Linked DNA regions of Homo sapiens: region 2 is linked to region 1. The links are chromatin loops, found by intact Hi-C in ENCODE. Cell type or tissue: gastrocnemius medialis. All regions are shown on one strand. Each heading gives the region's core, and the rest is flanking DNA. Links, peaks and the distances in the headings are about the cores only. Region 1 overlaps DCBLD1 (discoidin, CUB and LCCL domain containing 1). Region 2 has its middle 96 kb from the start of RFX6.

Region 1 (10,976 bases), core at 2,711-7,710:
CTTTCCAATATCAGTAAATGCCTAACATGTATTCATTTTCCCCCTATATTAAATGCTTAAAGACTTTTCAATTCCATGTTCAGTTTTAAATCATGAAAAGTGGTTGTTGGTCATTTATGTTGTAACGTGATGGCTTTCCGTCTTCTTTAGGAATAAACATTACAACGGTGGCTATTCCATTGGTGCTCCTTGTTGTCCTGGTGTTTGCTGGAATGGGGATCTTTGCAGCCTTTAGAAAGTATGGTGACTTTACATGTTTAAATTTCTTCTCTAATTATGCGAACAATAAAAAACCAAAAAGTTTATTCTTCAGAAATGCATATGTACAAAAGCAGCATGGCTTCTTTCAAAATAAAATGTTAACTTATATTTTACAAACAAGTTAGATAAAAGTAGAAATGATCGAGTATTACTTTATTAATCTTTTTTTATAGACAGGGTCTCCCTGTGTCTCCCAGGCTGGAGTGCAGTGGTGAGATTGCTCAAACTCCTGGGCTCAAGCAAACCCCCTGCCTCAACCTCCTGAGTAGTTAGGATTACAAGCATGTGCCACCATGCCCAGCTAATTTTTTTATGTTTTGTAGAGATGGGATCTTGCTTTCTCACCCAGGCTGGTCTCAAACTTCTGGTCTCATTTGATCCTCCCAAAGCACTGGGATTATAGGCATGAGCCACCGCACCCCACCATGTATTACTTTATAAGCAGTTCTTGTCATTTAGAGACCTTTGGTAAAGACTTAACCTTTGAGTATTGTTGAAGTATCCTGAAATTGATATATTGCTTTAGAAGTATCTGTGCTTCTCCTCCCTGAAGAGTAAAAGGAATATTAAATAGGCTGCTTGGGGTATCACCAAGCTGCCCCGTAACTCAGCCTCCCCAAGCCTGTTTCCTTATGTATAAAATATAGTTTACCCAGATGAATTCTGAATCTCTTCCAGAACCCTGAGATCCATGTTTATTTTGACAAATGTTAGATGTTGGATCTAAACAAAAAATGGAAAGTATTCTGAAGTTTTCTCTTCTTATATTTTAAGCAACTTCAGAATCTATAATGTGTATATTAGTACAAATAGAATGAAGAATAGTTTCTGCCATCATGAGAGAAGGTACAAAAGTCTCTGGTTCAGGTAGATATTCATAAGTTAAAGCATGCCTTAGTGTAATGTGCTTGTATGAAATGCTTCTAAAGACACCCACAGTTTTGGACTGGAGTATAGTAGAGATGAAGTGAGACCATGTGGTCATGAGGAATTGCTTCAGGATGACTGCATGAGCTAGTGATAAACTTAATAAGGCACTGATTTCTAATATGCAAAATAAGATTAGTATATATTCTTCTAGTGAAATCTTGTGACCTTTCTTATAAATGAGATAAATTTATAGATAATTCTACATATTTGTATGATTTTCTAAAGCACATGGCAGCTGCCATCTCATTTAATTCTCACATCAACCCTATGAGGTAAGTACTATTATGATCCTTATGTTATATAGGGAGAGAGAGGCAGATACATTGGCTTATAAATATTCAGTAGGACTTTTTGTCTTGATAGGAAGAAGAAGAAAGGAAGTCCGTATGGATCAGCAGAGGCTCAGAAAACAGGTTGGTTGAAAACTCTATCTACAATTTTATCTGTCTTTGAGGAAGGGACAGGATCTGCTGATTGAAAGCATAAGGAGGCCAGTGGCCCACATTTATTTGGTTAAAAGACATAAGCCCTGTAGCCTTTAAAGTAGCATATCTATAAGGAAGAAATTTATTGTGTTCTGTCTCTTTATTTTAATGGCCACTTTACTTTTGTTCAATGTCATCCCCTATCATTTGTCAACATCCTTTTTTCTTGGCCACTGGAGTTTAGGCCACGACACTGTCTGCCATCAAGGAGGTATGACAAAAGCCTTATCAGTGAACTGAAGTAGGCCCGTGTTGTTAGCATCTGCAGGCCTGTGCTGTACTTTCCACCCTGAGAAAGTGAGAAAAAGACCAGGCAGGGCTGGTGTGCAGGTTTCAGATAATCCTGCACACCAGCCCCGTCTGGTCTTTTTCTCACTTTCCCAGACACAGGTGCCCAAGCAATGAGTTAGCCATGGTCCAGAGAGAGAGGGCAGTGGGGCAGGACCCCTGAGAAAGCTCAGGGACCATTTGAGACTCCACCTCCCCAGGGTCTAAACACCAGCTGCAGTGTCTCCTCTGCCTCACAGATGCCATGCCAGTGCAGATTGTCGGAGACCATACCCAGATGATCTCACAAAGGGAGAATCTGGGACCTGATGAGGGCAAAATACCTTTTAAAGGCACAGCGGAAAGCATGGTTAGAGTAGTGTTTGCTGTTGTGGTTAATGACCTTGGCATGCTGTTCTTAGCACACACACCTGAGGAGGACATTGATCACTGTCAGCTGTCAGGAGGCAGCCTGACCTCTGACTCATCAAGGAACATGTTCTGGAGGACGCGCATTACATTTCTGACATATTCATTTGGTTTATGTTACCTTTATTCCAGACTGTTGGAAGCAGATTAAATATCCCTTTGCCAGACATCAGTCAGCTGAGTTTACCATCAGCTATGATAATGAGAAGGAGATGACACAAAAGTTAGATCTCATCACAAGTGATATGGCAGGTAAGTGTCATATTTCTAGGACTGTGCTATTAGATTGGAGGTGCTGCTTGTGGGGGAGGGAGACAGGAGAGAAATAAGGCAAAATCCTTTTCTATTTAGATAGGGTCCAGTAAATCTGAAATGTGTTTTTTCTGCATTCTGCACAGAATTACAAACTGACACTGAGATATTACTTAAAAGCCCTATTCAGCCAGTCTTTTCACCTGCAGGGGATATAGTGACATCCATAGTGATAGCCCTGATGTACTACTTGTATCTGGAAGCCCTGAATCTATTTTTGTTACCAAAGCTTTGATTAAGGCACTGGTACAGAGGGGCTGAAAGGAGGAATTAAATACAGTTCCTGCCCTGAGGAAGGTGAGATAGGAAATAAAGGAACTCTCTCAGTATGAGAAGGGCCTCAGTGTCCCTGACAAGCCACATCAAGAGTCGAGCTTCCCAAACCATCTATGGGGAAATGCTTTTTGTTTCTTTTTTTAAAATTTCTACTCCATCATGAATGAATACACTGTAAAATGCAATATAAAATACTAGTAATAAGGAAATTTTAAAGATACAAAATACAAAGCTCTAATTTTTTATTATTAGATTCAACAGACATAAAATTAAGAGTAATAAAGAGTAACTAAGAGTAGTTTCTTGACACTTAGTCTCAATTTCTGCACCTGTCTCTATGGCACTGCTAAAAACAGCTCTCAGATACATAGGACTCTGTGGGGCATGCTCTGAGTAGCACTGCGCTCTGGCTTCTCCCTCCTCACGTGCAGCCTGAGGACCTGCAGTATAGGCATCACCTGGGGGCTTGTTAGAAAGGGAGGCCATAGAACTAGAAGCTCCCAGGTGACGCCTGTGCACATCAGTGACTGGGAGTTGTCAGCCTAAGGGTTGGTTGAGTCACTTTGTGGACAAGGAGAGCATCCTCTGCAACCAAAATCCATCCTCTTGTTCCTTGGAAGTGACATGAAGGGAGAACCTAATTTCTGTTGTCTTATGCCTTTCATTCTCCTTCAGCTTCTAATTCAGTCTCTCCTCCCTCCTCCCTGAATGATCCTCAGGCTCCTTAAATGTGCAATGACCCGGGTTCTGTCTCACCCCCACTCACCACAGTCTCTCCCCTAAACAGTCCCACACCCTCCCCAACTTCCAGCAGTGCCCTTCCCTGCATGTTTGTCCATGCTGCTTCTCACACCCAGACTTCCCTCTCAGTCCCCAGTCCATAATTCTCAGCAGCCTGCTGGACACCTCCACCTGCAGATGTCACCCGTTCCTCAGCAACCACAATCGAATCCATTGTTCCTAACCCTCACCACAGATGCTCTGTGCATTCCTTGTCTAATGGCTTCTCGACTGCACATCCCAGCCTCAAAGAGTCCTTGCCTCCCGGCTTTCCTCACACCCCACCTCTCATTGGTAACAAATTCCTGATTCCTGTCCCAAAGGGTCACTTTTCCTCTTTCCTAGTTTGTGACTTCTATGTGCATTTCTCTTTGCTTTTTTACCTCTCACTTTTTGATCTTTTCCTCTTGGGTCAACCTCCACAGTTACCTCTGAAAGTGCCAGTCTTTCGTTTCCCATAGAATTAAACCAGACTTCCTAGCAAGACAATCAATGCTTTTCCATGCTCTAACGCGTGGCTAACAGCATATACTCAGGATGTGCGTTCGAATCCTACTCCATCGCCCCATTGTGTGACCTAGGAAAAGTTAGTCTCTCTCTGCCTTGGTTTCCCATTTGTAAAATGGAGTAACAGTTCCTACCTCGGGATTTTTTTGAAGATTATTAACATCTTGCTATTGGAATAGCGCCTGGCAAAGAGTAGGAGCTCTATAAATGGGAGCTCCTGGCATCATCCTCACTGTCACCACTAGGCCCTGACCTGTTGCTTTGGTCCTCATATCCTATTAAACAAACTACTCTGTGTCCCTCATACTCTGGCCATATCAACTCTATTTTCGAGGCTGTTTTTTTCTCCATTTCCACACTGTGTGACTTCCACCTCCATAGCTTCTCCAGAGCCAGTTTCAGAGCCACTTCCTCCCTGAAGTATGTCCCCATGCCCCAGGACGTCGTCGTCGCCCCCATCTCTGAGAAGACCCTGCGAAGCTTCCTGAGCAGGCGGTGCGGTTGTGTACTGCCTGCGGGTGGCTTCTGTGGCTTTCACATCAGGGTTTTCCGCAGTGCCTGGGACACCTGAGGGCACCCGGGGGGAAAGTCAGTCACCACGACCTGAAGCAGAGTATCCCCGTCTGCCACTGACAGGCCGGCCCGTGTGTGGTGCCCGCTAGCTGCCATCTGTCTTGTGGTTTCAGATTACCAGCAGCCCCTCATGATTGGCACCGGGACAGTCACGAGGAAGGGCTCCACCTTCCGGCCCATGGACACGGATGCCGAGGAGGCAGGGGTGAGCACCGATGCCGGCGGCCACTATGACTGCCCGCAGCGGGCCGGCCGCCACGAGTACGCGCTGCCCCTGGCGCCCCCGGAGCCCGAGTACGCCACGCCCATCGTGGAGCGGCACGTGCTGCGCGCCCACACGTTCTCTGCGCAGAGCGGCTACCGCGTCCCAGGGCCCCAGCCCGGCCACAAACACTCCCTCTCCTCGGGCGGCTTCTCCCCCGTAGCGGGTGTGGGCGCCCAGGACGGAGACTATCAAAGGCCACACAGCGCACAGCCTGCGGACAGGGGCTACGACCGGCCCAAAGCTGTCAGCGCCCTCGCCACCGAAAGCGGGCACCCTGACTCTCAGAAGCCCCCAACGCATCCCGGGACGAGTGACAGCTATTCTGCCCCCAGAGACTGCCTCACACCCCTCAACCAGACGGCCATGACTGCCCTTTTGTGAACACAATGTGAAAGAAGCCTGCTGTGGTACTGAGCGTCGGGCTGTCACAAGGCACTGGAAGAAGGGAGCCTGCTGGTCCAGAGTGTGCGTGTGTATCGGTGTGTGTGTACACTTGCATGTGTGTGTGTGATCCAGTAGGATCCTAGAGACAACCTGTCATACTGTTTACAAAATTGTGCAGCTGGTTTCGTGCTGACCCTTAGGGTGCGTCTGTTGGGTTTTGTTGGGCTAGAAAAATGAAAATTTTCAGATGGCGTTTTCATTCCTCTGACTGATATTGAGCTGCTTTGGTGTTAAAGGTGTAATGTGTACAGAGTTGTATTTAACAATAATAAAAGTAACTTAAGTTTGCTCTATCAGATTTTAGTTCTGCACAGAGGTTAAGTGGGAAAATGCAGCTGTTGCAAAATGTATATAAATAGTATGTTCATTTTTTTCAGTATATTATCTGATACTGTGTTAGCAGCAGGTCTGCTTAAACCTAGTCTTGTTGTTATTGAGTCATTTCCTCTCCTTTGATAACTAGAACTGAAAGCATTTTTAACATTCTTCTCCTGGAAGAAATGAATTACTTGAAGCATGAAAAGCACACCAGGGTGGTTGTTTATTTAGCAATTATGACTGTAGATTTAAAAACAAGCAAAGAAACAACACCTCAGCAGCTGCCCGTTTCCTTAGTCTCCACTTCAGAGGGGGATGCGAAGAGGTCGGCCCAGCTCCGGTGACCATGAAGGTGGCACAGGAATTACAGTGTGAATGGCTGTGTCAGATGTTTTCGTACCTCAGATTAAAAATATTGCTGAGGTCAGACGCCACAATTTTCATGACTTTCTTCAGAAGTAGCACATTTTCGTGACTTCCGCTGTCCTCTGAAAAACAAAGTTATTTGGAACATGTTCATGCAAAAGTGATTCTGACCAAGTCTAAATCGAGCTTTTCTACTGACATGAAACTGTTGGAAACTGATCTCATTTTATAAGAAATGATTTTCCCCTCAAGGAGGCGTCTGTAATTCCAGAACAGTCCAGACATCAGCTGTACCTCATGCTCAGTAGTTTTTATTTGAGTTTCTTTTGTGAGTTAACTATGGGAGATTTAACCTCTTTTGCCAAAGAGGGAAGTGTGTGTGTTTTTTTAATAGAAAATATGGACCAAAAATTTTTTTCCCTGAAGAATGTATTATAACCCTATTTGTGTGGTTATTACATCCTGTGAAATGTATATATGTTAAAATAATGGGGGTGCTGGAAGGTCATGGCAGACTAGCTGCTGGTTAGTGTGGAGGGGAAATGGTTTACTTTGTAGAGTTTACATGGTTTTATGCGCACACTAATTGTAATAAACTATGCCAAACCAAACTGCCCCTGACTCTCACTAGTCAGCCCTGCTCGCTGGGGTGTTAGAGGCACTCAAGGTTCAGCTTCTGTAAAAAGGCAGGTGCCACAGTGGAAAGAGAAAGAGCTTGGTGCCAGATTAGGCCAGACCCCAATCTACCACAGAAGAGAAGTCTGGCTGCTTCTATAATGATGAGACTCGGTTTCCTCATGTTTGAAAATGGTGTTGTCGTGCTTTCTTCCTCCAAAACTTACTGATAAAAATTAGTTGGAACATTTATCAAAGTGTTGTCTATAGTAGGTCCTTTTTTCTAATGTAAGCCTTCAGTGGGCTGTTTACAGAATTTTAATATTGGAATATTAGACCATAAGCATAGGCCTAGATCTACAGCCCTTCTTTACAATAGAGCTGTCTTCATCTATCACAGTTCTTCTGCGGCACTAGTGATCTAATCATGACCAGTGGGAGAACAGGACTTTTTTTTTTGGATCATCACTTCCTCAGGGTAGACTCTGTAGAACAGGTTGGGTGAGTGGAAAGGTCTGATAAACCCTACACAGCTAAACCTAAACTAGAGGATAAGGGCAGAAAAATTTTACATCTTTCTTTTTTGGTGTTTTGCAATATCAGCATATATGATAAGGCGTGAATGAGACAATTCTAATTGTCTGACTTATGTTATCAAATCCTACTGGGAGGCAAAGATTGTATTCTGCCACTTCTTAAATTTGCGGTTGAAACACATTTGCTATGACAAGCAAGACTACACTTACACAGGCTCCTGAAGCTTTGCTCTGGGTTTTATTATTGTTATTTAAATGTTCATTAACGTTTACAGTCAGCCTAGAAAATAGAAAGGATGTGAGAGATTGTTTTGTGTTTATTTTATACTGCTTTGGATTCTTAACATGAAATCACATTTGTAGGCACAACTGTATATACCATGAATAGCTATGAGACCTTTCCCCACTCTGACCAGTCACAGCAGTCCAAGTGTGGCCACCGGGTTGACCTCACTATTCCTAAAATGCTTATCTTGCATTCATGCACGTACCAAATAGTTATTGAGGTTCTGAGAGCAGTGTTTACCCTGTACTTTCTTGAGTTGAAAGAGAATGCCTAGTCTCTCCCCCAGATCTGAGAGCAGTTGAATCCCTCCAATGAGAAGCTAGGGTGAATACAAACACCCCAACCTGCAAGTATTTCCTGCCCAAAACACAGCCCATGCAGTCACCCCATGCCACATTGCACACCCACCCACACTGCTGTGTTCACATCCCACTACAGATCCCCTGTCTCCCACTGATCTTGCTCCCAGCCTCTCCTTGTTCTGGGATAAATTCCCCTAGGGGCTTTAAAGGTTTTTATTTTGTCTTTGGTATTCTGCAATTTTACTACTATGTATTGAGCTATGAATTTGTTTCTGTTCACATTGCTCAGGACTTGTGCCTCTTGAATCTTAGCATTTATCAACTATGAAAATGATCAGCCCTTTTTTTTGGTTGTTTTCTTTATTTTCTCCTGGAAATCCTATTGGATGCTCATTAGAGCTTCTCATCCTATCTTTGATTCTGATACCTGAGTATTTCCATTTATTTATTTATTTATTTATTTATTTATTTTTAGACAGAGTCTGGCTCTGTCACCCAGGCTGGACTGCAGTGGCACTGTCTCAGCTCACTGCAAACTCCGCCTCCCAGGTTCATGCCATTCTGCTGCCTCAGCCTCCCGAGTAGCTAGGACTACAGGCGCCCACCACGAGGCCCAGCTAATTTTTTGTATTTTTAGTAGAGACGGGGTTTCACCGTGTTAGCCAGGATCGTCTGGATCTCCTGACCTCGTGATCCGCCATCCTCGGCCTCCCAAAGTGCTGGGATTACAGGCGTGAGCCACCGCGCCCGGCTTCCCTTTATTTCTTAAGACATTAGCTAGGCCTTGTGAAGAATTCTGATTTATTTGGTCTGACATTCCTAGGAATTCATAATAGACAGGTTTTCTTCTTATTTAGTCCGCCGTCTTGCTGGAATGATGCCTCCCCAACAGGTACAAGAAAGCATATTTATTAAAATATCAGGCCAGGCACGGTGTATCACACATCCCAGCACTTTAAGAGTCTGAGGCAGGTTGATAGCTTGAGCCCAGAAGTTTGGGGCCAACCTGGGCAATGTAGTGAGACCTCCTCTCTACAAAAAAAAAATTAAATTAGCCAGTTGTAGTGGTGCAAGCCTGTAGTCCTAGTTACTGGGGAGGCGGGAGGATCACTTGAGCCCAGACGGTGGAGGTTGCAGTAAGCCAAGATCACGCCACGGCACTCCAGCCTGGGCAACAGAGCAAGACCATGTTTTTGTTGTTGTTGTTGTTTTTTAAAAAGAGAAAATAGCACAGGTTTAGAACCATACAGAACTTGGGTTTAACTGGAGATTTAATCTTTGTAACTATGTGATTACAGGCATATTACTGGTGCTTTCTAAATCTACTTCTTTATTCCCAGAATGGAAATTATTATAAAAGGGCTGTTGTGCAGACTATATTATAGTGTTTTGTATACATTAGATGATCGATCAATATTAGCTCATTTTCTCTCTGCCCAATCTGAAGTCATCCAACACCATTTGCCTTAGAGTCCTTTTTATTTTTCAAGAGGAGGCTGCCTGTCCTCCCAACAAATGCACTTAACTGTGGCACACACCCTCCTCCCAACAGACTACTTCCACATCCTTTTTTACTTTTTCACCACCATTCAAAGCTCTCCCTTTTTTTCTCACCTAGCTCTACCACCTTTTTCTTTTTGCTGTGACACCTAATATCTTCCAGGCCACTTTTTTCCATTCATTGAGGACATTCACCTAATTCTAGGTCTTCTTCATTCCTCCTTTGTAATCATGCTAGAGAATGAAGTGCCCAACATGGTCATTTTTATGGTTTCTTGACTTCCACTCTAGTAACCTGCTTTCCATTTAAACCACTCCCACACATGTCCACATTCTTGTCATCAGCAAGAACCCCAGCACTGTAAACCTAATCTCCAGCAATTCTCTATCAGCTCAAAACCCCCTGAGTTCTTCAGCTTTCCACCTACTTAGTCACTGATCTCATTTAGATACCAAACCCCTAGATCCCATCATTTTCCTCTAGTTGTTAATCCTTTTGGGTTGCATTTCCTTCCCTATCCATCATCGAACTGGTTTGTCTCAGCATTTTCACTCCATTTTCTTTCCAGGAGCCCCGAACCATGAGACCCCAACAACATAATTCCCCTTGAGAATACCATCTCTCCATCTTCATCACAGCAGCAGGGGAACATTGCAGAACTATTCACACTGTGGCTGTTACAAAAGCTCGGTTTCCAGTTTACTGGGGGCCCATCACTCCTCAACGCTTTTATTTATCTTTGATCCCTTTTTCCGTACCCCTTAGCAATTATTCCAAAGCAGTGCCACTTTTCACACTCTCCCTTACTCTGATCTTGCCACTTCCTTCACCTAAAAATAAAAGTCGTTAAAATCAGAACTAACTTCCTGCTGATTCCTCTTCTCACAAAACCTGTATCCACTTCATTCCTTTCCTCCTTCCTTCCTGTGTCAATGGAAAAAGTGTTAGAAACCTTCATCTGTGATCTTAAATCCCACTGCCTTCCCCTTATCTCTTTGCTCCTATTATCCCTTTTTCCTTTATCTTCTTCTTCCTTTCATTGGAGGTCTCCCCCTCAGCCTTTAAACTTCCTCAAATCTCTCCCAAGTATAAAGAATTCTCCCTTAATATACTAAGCCCTTCTAATTACCTATTGTCTTTCTTCGAACAGTGATCTCTTCTTGGAATTTTTGTCTGCCTTATTTCCATTCATTCTTTTTCTAATGTAGTTTTTAGTCAGTTATATAGGTACACAAAACGTAGTATCCCTTTCCATTTGTTCAAGCCCCTTTTGCATCCTTTCAGGGGATTTTAAAGGGTGCTCACATAAGTACTGCACATTTTTTGTTTAATTTGTACTTAGGTGTTTTTTTTGTTGTTGCTGCCATTGTAAATTGTCCCCACCTCCTCTTTTATGTATCAAGAACTAGTATGGCCTAGTGGTAAAAAGCATGGATTCTGGGGCTTAGACTCCCTGGGCTCAAATTCTGCCTTAGTTGTGACCAAGAAGGACTTACTTTCTATGACTCCATTTCCTTATTTCT
Region 2 (10,976 bases), core at 3,911-8,910, 570 kb before region 1:
AACTATATATCTAAGCCAAGCACAATGCCTAGCATGTAGCATGTGCTGAAAACATATTTATTGGATAAGTGTATACAGGCATTTTGAGAAGACGAGGGAAAAGTGTCACAGCCCACTCATACAAATCTGTGACGTCTTCAGCCAAGCAATTCATTTGTTTAGAAAATGAATCACAAGAAAATCAAACACATCCTCAGCAAATGGATTACAGGAAAACTATCTTTAATCCAATATTGCAAGATTAAAATTTACATTTATAAAGGATAATACAAATAGAGGGAAATAGAACGTGAATAAAATGAAATTAAATGCCTTAGTAAAACACTACAGAAAGAAACCTGTTTCCTCTAAAATAAAGATTGGACAGTTGGTAAACTCAAAAGGTACAATGATCTCTCCCAACTGAACCAAGTACAGAGAAACTGCCCTAAGAATGAATGACCACTCTTAACCACCTGTATTGCAGAAAATCATATGCAGATGTTGCAAACTAAGCAAGAGCAATGAAAAAAAAATCAGTGGGAAGAGCAAGCAATGGGTGAGTCTGGGGAAGCAGTCAGGGAATGTTGTGGTGGGTTAGTGGTAGGATGAAAGATCTCAGTTATGGTAGCATGGAGTGGCAAAGAGAGAGTCCAGGCTTTGCAGCTGAATAGATTTGGATGGAACATTTCCCATCTATGTGATTTTGGATAAATTATCTTCTTTGAGCTTTAGTTTTTTTATGCACAAATTGAGGACTATGATAATTGCATTAGAGTTATTATATAAATAGTTGCTGACTATTTACATAGTCATATGTATTGCATATGACTAATGCAGTAAGCACTCATCAACGGTATTTTATTATTATCATTATTATTTTACTATTACTATTTTTCTATTATTTTTATTATTATTTTACTATTATGATTATGATTGCCTCAGCATCAGGGATCTTTGAACATAAAGGGGAAAAATGGTAGCACTATTTCACTTTGATATTTCTAGCAAGCTCCTAGGTGATGCTGATGGGGCTAATCCATGGACCACACTTTGAAAAGCCAGGTTGAGCCCTTTTGGAATCTCTGGCCGTCCTCCATAACCACAGTTCAACAAGATCTCCAAGTGAGTCCTATGTAAACCAAAGTGTAAGAAGCACTAATGTAGGGTACAGATCTTCTGATGCAAGAATTCTTTCTACAAGAGAGACTGTGAGGACAAGTTTACTTTGTGCTAAACAATAACAATTATGTTAATGGAGGTACATCGTTTTGAGTTTTCTTCTCCTTGTGTCCTGCAGGAAGAAGGATCAGTTGAGGAGGCAGCTGATGTTACAGAAGAGCTGACCCTCACTCACTGTCACTGAGGCAGCTAAGCTTGACTCCCTTGCTTTTTATAGAATGAGGATTTGAAAACAGCTGGGCTGCTGTGTTCTTAGAGTGTTACTAGCTAGGCCAAAGTGGATCAGCTGTTACTAGGGTCCCTTTAAGCCTTTCTTGTTGTGGCTTGGTTCATTTTCAAAGGCAGCAAGTAGAAAAGGTGCCTAGTGCTTCTCCCTGTCCAATGCAGCTAATTGCCCCTCAGTTCTGAGCAAAAGGCATCCCTTGTGCTTTGATGCCTGAATGTATGGGAAGGTGCAACTGGTTTACTTGTCTGGGGCCTCTCTGGGAGAGATTTGTAGTCCCAAATTTATCATGGGGGTATGTAAAGGGACATGGGTTGGAAACAGCAGAGACTATTTTCCCGTCTGAATCTCTGTCCTTAATCGAAAGTAGAATGGTTTCTACCTCACTGTTGGTCAGGCTTTGAGGAAACAGAAATGGAGAAGTGGGAAAAGCTATGGGAGAATTAAATAAGGGGAGAAAATTCAAAGGAATTTTCTAGCTCCGAAGAGAAATTTAGACCACAAAAAGGAGAATCTTGGATTCATGCCCCCTGGCTGCATATTATCAGAATAATCTTTGTATTACAGTGGGGTAAGAACGAAACAGGTCTGCTATAGATACTCACTTATCAATCAGGAGTCAGAGTCTATAAAATAGAGGTGAAGTAAGAAACAGGTTAATAAGAGAACAGTATATCTACAATCTGTCTGGTTCAAATAGCCTCATCCTCTTTTGAGAAGCCAAATCTACGCTCACTACTCCCCCTGCTGGATCTACAAGAGTAGATTCCCAGATTCATAAACTGCAAATCATTCATTTAACCTGCTCTCTATGAATTAAGCACTTGCACTGAAGTACGCAATGCCATTTTGATGGAATGGGGAGAACAAGGCCAACTCTTATATTTCTGACTGTTTATATTGCTAGATAAAAAAGAAAATCCAGCATAACTTATTTTCCATAGGAAAGAAAAATAAAAGCAAAAGGTCCCAGCTGTAGACACCTTGATAGCATTGATATGTAAGTATTCCTAGAAATAATGAATAAGTATTCTGCATGTACTACAGCAGCAAGACTTGCGCAACTTCTCCTCCCCTTTCTCTTTCTGTAAATCTCACAGCAAGGACAGTGAGTGCTTCCTTCTTTCTCATTGCAAATGGAAATGCTCTCGGCATGCTGGCTTCAATGGCAAGTATTGCATTATTTTAAAAACTTTCAGAGAAAAACAGTAAGAATGATTGAACAGCTCACCACGGGCAGGTAAAATCTATTAAAAGCATTTTTATTCTTTATTTCTAAAATAGTTTGTCATAAACATCCCTCCTTAATTCCTCTTTCCATCTTAATCAGGAAGCTTTTATCATGGGATCATTTTAAAAATTTTATTGTGGATAATTTCAAACCTATACAAAAGTGAAAAAGATAGTACCACCCTCCACACACTCATCCACCCAGCTTCAACAGTTATTGACACAGGTCCAATCCTCAGTGTCTAACTTTCTCCTGTAGCATTATTTTCAAGTATATATCACACATATTATTTCATTAATAAATGTTCTAGTATGTATTCTAAAACATACTAGACTATTATTCATTAATTATATACAGATTAATATATATTTATATATACTGTTATTATATATTTATATATTTATATTAATATATAATATATATTTTATATTAATATATTATATTAATTAATATATAATATCTATTATATATAGTTCACTATATAGAATGAACATAACTATAATATTATTACTAGACTTAAAATTAACATTTCTTAATATAGAATATCCAGTAAGTGTTCAAATTCTAATGCCCTATGAATCATTGATTTTTCATAATTTGTTTGAATTAATTTCAAAGTAAGGTTCACAAATTGTGCCTCATTGATATGTATTTTAAGACATTTTAATCTACACATTTCTTCTCCAACTCTCTTTTCTTTGCAATTATTTTTGAGGAAGCCAGATTGTTTGTCCCATAGAATTTCCTTCTTCTGGATTTTACTGATTGCACCTCTGTATATTTTAATAAGTTTTTTTTTGTCCTCTGTATATTGGTATTTGAGCCTAGAGGCTTGCCAAATAGGTTGAATTTTTTAAGCAAGATTACTTTATAGGTAGTGGTGTGTTCGTCTATCAAGAGGTATCAAGAGTCTGATGATTACTCCTTTGTCCTGTTAGCAGCTGTTGATGCTCAATGCCTAAACAATTAATTCATTCATTGTGGGTTGGAAGATAATGATAGTAATGATATGCTAATTCAATAATTTCTTATGTACTTAATAACTGGACTATTCTACAGAAAAATACTTATGTTTGGTTACCCAGTGATATAGTTTGTGTAGGAAAGACAAGTTACTAATTTTTACCTTCTATTTACTAATTATCAAAATAATGAGGTGGTTCCCTAAAACCCTCCAAAAGTGACTAATTAATTTTGTTTCTAATCATGTGTCTTTAAATGACCTTTAAGGTCAGTTTTGGAATAGTTGGGTTTTGACACAATTCACAGGTTTCTACCAATTAATTATAAATTTGCTTTTCCATTATTCTTATTCCATTTTTTTCCCTTTTTTACAGTGATATGTATTTTCAACCTTTCATTTGGATAGGTATCTTTTTTCCTTCAGTGGGAAGTTACCTGTTCCTTCTCCCAAAGCCTTAAATATTTATTTCTATTTTTTCTCTCTCTCACCCAGTCTCAAACATAAACCTACTCATTCATGCATTCATTCATTTATTTGTTCATCCATTAAACAATGCCTGTGAGTGCTAACTATGTGCCAGGCATTGTCCTGAAACAGACAAAAATTCCTTTATTATTAAAATTATATTGCAATGGGGAGGACAGGAAACATACACAAGATAAAAAAGACCTCCCACTCCTGTTTTTAATGCCATCCTCCCATTTTTGTTCCCCTTTCTTCCCAACAGCATTGTCATCAGTTTTAAAGCCTTCTGAATTATAATAATGAATGAAGCTATTTTTTTTTGTTTGGAAGTTGGCAAGAAGTTGAGATGCAGGGGAATTGGAAGGAAAAGTTTTTTGTTTTTTTTTCTGCAGTTGTGAATGTATAATACTGTGTTTCTTTATGTCGGTATGTTTATACCTAGTTGTGCCTATGTAATAACTTGGCCAATGGCTAATCAGGGAGTTTGGGGGGTCAGAAGCCAGGTCCCTGAAAATGGTATTGCAGAACAGAAAGAGACCGGTGATCACTGGTGTGCTAGATACTCTGGGGACTGGGATACAATTTTTTTGGTATTGTTAATACTTTGTTTCTCTGCCTAAACTAGCATTTCTTAAAATGATGCATATTTGAATTTCCAGGAAAGCATAAGAACTACTAATGCCCAGGACGTAGATGAATACATCAGAGTTTCTGGGGGATGGGAATGGAGACTGTTCTAAAAGGTCCCCAGGTGATTCTAATGTGTAACCAGAAATGAAAATGTGAGGCTAAACTTTCTGTTAAGTAATGACCAAATAAAGCAAGTTCTTCAATACTGTCATTAGAGGGCAGCACTGCCCCAAAAATTCAAAAATCTGACCTGTCATCCATGTCTCATTGCACTAGTTTGATAGACATTTTTTTGCATTTTAAATTAAATATCCTACTTTTATAAAACTGTACTTGGGTTCCAGAATTATCTAAGCTTTAATTGTACTTTATAATTCTATTAATTTTAAAGTAATAAAAATTTAAACTTTTAAAGTAGTTCTGATTATAACAGCAATTTCAACAAATTCAGGTCATTTCAAACTACATTAAAATTTATTTCAGTATTTATTTTAACTGATACATATCATTGCACATATTTATGGAGTACAGTATGATGTTTTGATACATGTATATATTGTGTAATGGTCAAATCAGGGTTTTCAGCATACTCATATATTTATCATTTTTGTGTGGTTAGAATATTTGAATTCATCTCTTATAGCTATTTTGAAATACAAAATATTTAACTACATTATTTTAAGCCAACATTATTTGAAACTACAGACGAACAACTCCAAAAACATTACCATAATAAATAACATTTCATTTTTGATGAAAATTGGGAGAAATATTTCAAGATTTGGCAAATAGTATTAATTTTTTAAAAAATAACATGAGTTGTCAGCATGATTGATTTCCAATCCTAGAGGTTCAAAGTGTACAAAGTTGGACAAGATCAGGAAATAATAGAAAGGAATGTATTTCATAAGCCTGTGTCAGTGTCTGAGAATAATTTGAAGATGTTTGCTGTACTGATTAGATTCGGCAGATGGGAGAATTCTTGAGTCAATAACCCAGCCTGATTTTATACAAAGATTCTCACTTCCTGAAAACTTATGAAAGGACATTATATATTTTTAAAGGCTTTACCTCCAGTCTGCATTATATATGAGTGGGGTTCCTATCATAAGATGGCAGAGAATGTAGTTGATCTAATAAAGATTAGGTTGAAAAAGTGATTATTCCCTAAACCTTTTCAGGGTGGAGAGAGTATGGGTGTCAACTTGGTGGAGTGCTGTTTGAGAAGTAGCATTAGGTTTACTTAAACATGGATTTTATGGCACCATATGGATCAAATCTTTCTTCCGTCTACTTTCACTTGTTGTCAATACATACGTTTAAAAAGTAAGAACTCTTCTAAGAACTGAAAAGTCCCACAACAGAAGTCTATTTATCAAGGGCCTCATTTTACAATGAAACTTATCTGTCTCGTTGTTCTGAGTACTGTAAAAATCTAGTTATTTAAAGAATCAATGCAGCAAACCCAGAAATAGTAACTTTTTTATATTCATATATGTATAGTCATTTGGATATAGAAACCAACTTTATACACACACGTAAACATACACACATACCCTCACCAATGGACTTTGGGCTTTAATAACATGATGTTTCTATTAAAATTTAAGTTCCATCCACACACTATGCCAAAAAGTCTCATTAATGTAAAAATGATCATTCAACAACATAGCCTCAAAATTCACAAACACTGCAGCTTTTTACTCCAGAGGTCCTTATATAGATGGGCAAGACTTCTCTTCACTGCAGATATTCCACTGCATCCTTGTAAGACTTGAACTAGACATATATAAGATTATAAACTAGTTATACCCACATTTATGTAGTAGAAATTTGTTTAAAGCACAGTGAGAAAGGCAGCAAAGACCAAAGACACCTCCCCTCTTATAAATAATATTTCTCTTCTTAGGTAAAATAGATTTGTACCTGATCTTTCTAGCGAAAATACTTTTCATCTCTAAAGATGCCAAACTGCCTGTGTTGTGCTCATTCTTCAGCGTGTATGAATGAAAACAAGATAAAACATGGTGTTAACAGATAGCAGAAGAGCCTTGCTCGTAATGGTGCAAGGACAATGAGCATTCCTAATCCCATGCTTGGAACACTCTGCTGCCCCCACATCTGCTGGTCTCCTTTCCTATAGTCATGGGAGCTATTTGGCCATTTTGCTTAAGCGCACACAAGTCAACTGATTCCCCAGTCCCTTTGCCACAGGCCTGCAAGCGTAGGATGGAAAACAATTTCAACATTCGCTGCTTGGACTGCCGCCCTTAGAAGCACATTTGTTGTTCATACATGGTCTTTTGGCTGCCTTCTTTCCCAGCCATCTGTTAAAGGAGACATTGTGCCTGCTCTGATGGGATGGTGCCACTATTTCTAAGAGACTCACAAAGTGTATGTGTCTTAACTACCTGGGCTTTACAAATTTCAAAGCACATTTACTGATTGGTATTGAATTTTAAAAGCAATGCATAATATTTGTTGGTTTGAAAAAATCATTATTAAAGACTATTTCTTAAAGCAGTTTTAGGTTAGCAGTAAATTGTGAGGAAGGTTCCCAGATATGCCAAATATCCCTTCCCCTACACATACATTTTAAAACTCTGTAGAGCTGAGAAATAAGTAAGGGCTACATTCTGTGTCCAGATAACTTGTGAAATTCCCAAAAGAACTATCCAGATCTCCTTTTAGTGGGGGCAGACAATGATATTGAATGCTGCTTTTTCCATGATTGAATGCAGGATATAAATACAGCTGTATGCATCACTGCTTTCTCCTTTCATGTGACCAGCTCTGAGAAAACAGTGACTATACACCTGTTATCCTCTTATCCTCAGGGCTACACATGTCTCATCAATTCACAGAGCTCGTTTATACACTCGGAATAGTTGATTTGTGTATCATTGATTATGCTTCAGTCCATGAGAGCCAAATTTTCATTGGCAAGCCATATTAGCACTGAGAGTTCATGTATGTGGTAATAGATTTGCTCTATGACATTCCCAAGGACTGGGATTGCCTTTCCAAAGACGGTTGGGTTGAGCTTTTTGTAGCTTTCAGCTTGTACATTTTTGAAGTTTGCCATTTCCCTTTTCAAGTTTCCGATGTGCTTTTCCCCAGATTCCTAAGCATTCCCAGGCAGAGTCTGAGCCTGTCCCCAGGTCTCTGTCAGGTTTCATCTTTCCACTGGATAGGTCATCATGTTTTGCAGCCAGCTTGTGTATCCTTCTGCACTTGGCTGATGACCATTTCACATATTGACATCTGGATCGGAAAGCAAAGCTAATTTGGGAAGCAAGACTAACAAAGCCAGCCAAATACCACCTGAATGAACTCTAGCACTGACTCAAACAATAAAAATTGTTATTGTGTGTGATTACCACCAAATTTTATCATTTCTAAGTCTTGTTCCTCCAAAATTCCAGTTAAAGTAATAATTTCTTAACTGAGACTAACACATTAAAAGAATAATCTAAAACCATGTATTTTTTTGGTAAAGGATTACCAAATTTATAGTATTGTGTTCATGCTCAGGACTAGATGATTATTATTTATCTTATATAGAAAGTAGAATCTATCATCTTTTTAACAAACAGATGTGGTAGGTGATGAAGATACATTATCTCACTTCATCCAGGGGGATTTTGTTCAGGTGATGGGTAGCTGTAAGTGAAGTGGTTGCATATTGTGTGAAGAGCAGTCCTCATGCAGAGTGCCAGGCTAGGCAGGGAAGATCTAGAAGAGGAGTAACTGGGTGGAAAGGGCAAACAGCAGAGGGAAGTTCTCATGAGCTGAACAGTGGTAATGGGATAGCAAGCAGTGAAATGAGCTCACTGACCAGTTCAGGAGAGTGTAATAGGCGCCTTGTAACTGAGGATGAGCAATCTGATCTCAGAGCCCCATGCAACAGGAAGCTATGACTGGTTCTGTGTACTGGGCTAGGGTGTGGTAATCGAGACTACTTATGATCTGTTTGTGTTCCCCCCAAACTAATATGTTAAAGCCCAATCCCCAGTGTAACGGTATTAAGAAGTGGGGCCTAATCAGGTAATTAGGTCACAAAGAGAGAGCCCTCATGAATGAAATTAATTCCCTTGTAAAAGAGCCCCCAGAGAGGTCACTGTAACTTTTTACCATAACTTCACATGTCCCTTCTGCCATGTGAAGTTACAGTGAAAAGACTGCCATTTATGAATCAGGAAATGGGTCCTCACCAGACACGGAGTCTGCCAGTGCCTTTATCTTGGACTTACCAGTATCCAGAACTGTGAGGAGTGTTTGTTGTTTCTAATCCACCCAGTTTACGGCATTTTGTTATAGCAGTTTGAATGGATTAAGACACGAATTAAGGCTTAGGCTGAATGTAGCCTAAAAAATTACATCACAGTGGGACAGAGCCTAGGAAGGCTTACGGCTGATTGCAAACCTGAGGTGTTCTAGCCTACAAATGGGTAGTTAACTGCCTCTGACAGTGAGCTCTGAGAGAGAAGCACCATGTATATCTTTCTTGTACATCATTACGTTTCCAGGGTTGAACACAGAACCTAGCACAGTCATATACTGCATAGTGATGTTTTGGTGAACTATGGACCACATAAACAAAGGACTATGGACCACATAACATGATAAAAAAGCTGAAAAATTGCTATTGCTTAGTGATGTTGTAGCCATTGTAATATCATAGTACAATGCATCACTCACACGTTTATGGTGATGCTGGTGTAAATAAACTTCCTGTGCTGACTTTTTAATAGTTATTTTACAGTGTACCCCTATTTATTAAAAAAAAAAGTTAATTGTAAAACAGCCTCAGGCAGGTCCTTCAGGAGATATTCCAGAAGGCATAATTGTCTCAGGAGATGACAGCTCTAGGCATGTTTTTGTCCTTGAAGATCTTCCAGAGGGACAGGATGTGGAGGTGGAAGACAATAATATTGATTATCCTGACCCTGTGTAGGCCTAGGCTAATGTATGTGTGTGTGCCTTAGTTTTAACAAAAAAAGTTTAGAAAGTTAAAAAAAATTAATAAAAAACTTATAAAGTTATAAAGAAAGGAAATGTGTGTTTTAAGCTAAATGTTATTACAAAAAAGTCAAAAAGGTAAATTGAAAAGTTTATAAAGTAAAAGTCACAGTAAGCTAAGGCATATTTATTATTATTTTTTAAATCTAGTGTAGCCTAAGCAGACAATGTTTATAAAGTCTACAATGATGTACAATAATGTCTTTCACATTCACTCACCTCTCACTCACTGACTCATTCAAAGCAACTTCCAGTCCTGCAAGCTTCATTCATGGAAAGTGGCCTATACAGGTGTTCCTTTTTCATCTTTTAAGGTAAGATAATTTTACCGTACCTTTTCTATGTTTAGTTATGTTTAGGTACACAAATACTTCCCATTGTGTTACACTTGTCTACAGTATTTGGTACAGTAACATGCTGTACAGATTTGTAGCCTAGGAGCAACATGCTATGTAGCCTCGGTGTGTAGTAGGCTATAGTATCTAGGTTTGCATTAGTGCATTCTATGATGTTTGCAAAATGATGAAATTGCCTAATGATGCATTTCTTCTGAGAAATGCATATCCCCATTGCTAATCAGCTCATGACTGTATATAGTAGGTGCTCCATCAATATGGTTGAACAAGTGAGGGAGTAAGAGAAAAGAGTTTTGTGTGATGGTTTGAAGAAAAGAACACTAAGAATTGCAATGGAATGGCTTTTTTTGTGTGAATGGCAGTTATTATTCCAAAAGTCCTTGGGTTAGGACCAGAGGTAAATTTGCCACAGCTTCAAAAACTTAAACTTCAGGGACCCTTGCTTGCACAGTCACTCGTTAGGATCGTGGTAGTGACTTGCTAATGAGTACATGTGTCTTCTGTTCTTGTAAAATTAATAGAAAAGAAAGACATTTTAACAACAATCGATAAGACTACTGTCTTTTTCCACTCTTAATTTGTCTGGCTCATGAATACCTTCAAGTCGTAGTATTGAAGTAGCTGGGATCCTTTTTTGAATCTGCCTACAAGGAAGTTACATTGAGGCTATATTTAGTTTTGGTTTAGCGATTTTCAGTAATTTTTTAAGTGTAGTTAAGTTAGAGGGATACTCATGCCCACAGTTACAATTCACCTAGTGTTGTGACAGAAAAGGCCAGGAGCAGAGGAACTCTCAGACAAAACCACCTACTTCCAGAGACAATGTTAAGTGTCTTACTGTGCTAGTACCCAAAGAATGTGTGGCAGAGGTGAAACAAGTTTTGAATTGTTTAGAGCTAAAATCTAGTTCCGTGAAATTGTTTT

What was found. Hi-C counts contacts between places; a loop is a spot of excess contacts. Peaks named below come from ENCODE experiments on the same cell type or tissue, not always from the same donor. Only the 100,000 strongest peaks of a DNase experiment are listed, where the experiment ranks them.
Region 2: it touches region 1 in a loop (5-fold over the local background); 4 of 110 quality-filtered maps call a loop at or near these places.

Annotation. Positions count from the first base shown.
Region 1 is chr6:117,542,974-117,553,949 of GRCh38, forward strand. It overlaps DCBLD1 (discoidin, CUB and LCCL domain containing 1), which reads left to right. Exons shown (of 15, transcript NM_001366458.2): 12 at 151-238; 13 at 1,555-1,604; 14 at 2,505-2,624; 15 at 4,934-6,824. The coding sequence ends at 5,466. Among named protein-coding and RNA genes, the nearest start is that of GOPC, 54 kb to the right of the region's middle. RefSeq lists enhancers at 4,558-4,647, 5,198-5,257, 5,268-5,317. In gastrocnemius medialis, for the core only: no CTCF peak of the experiment used is centred there; a DNase peak (open chromatin) is centred at 4,958; H3K4me3 peaks cover 1,263 bases; H3K27ac peaks cover 3,924 bases.
Region 2 is chr6:116,967,265-116,978,240 of GRCh38, forward strand. No RefSeq gene overlaps it. Among named protein-coding and RNA genes, the nearest start is that of RFX6, 96 kb to the left of the region's middle. In gastrocnemius medialis, for the core only: a CTCF peak has its summit at 4,896 (motif pointing right); DNase peaks (open chromatin) are centred at 4,907, 6,887 and 8,537; H3K27ac peaks cover 3,649 bases.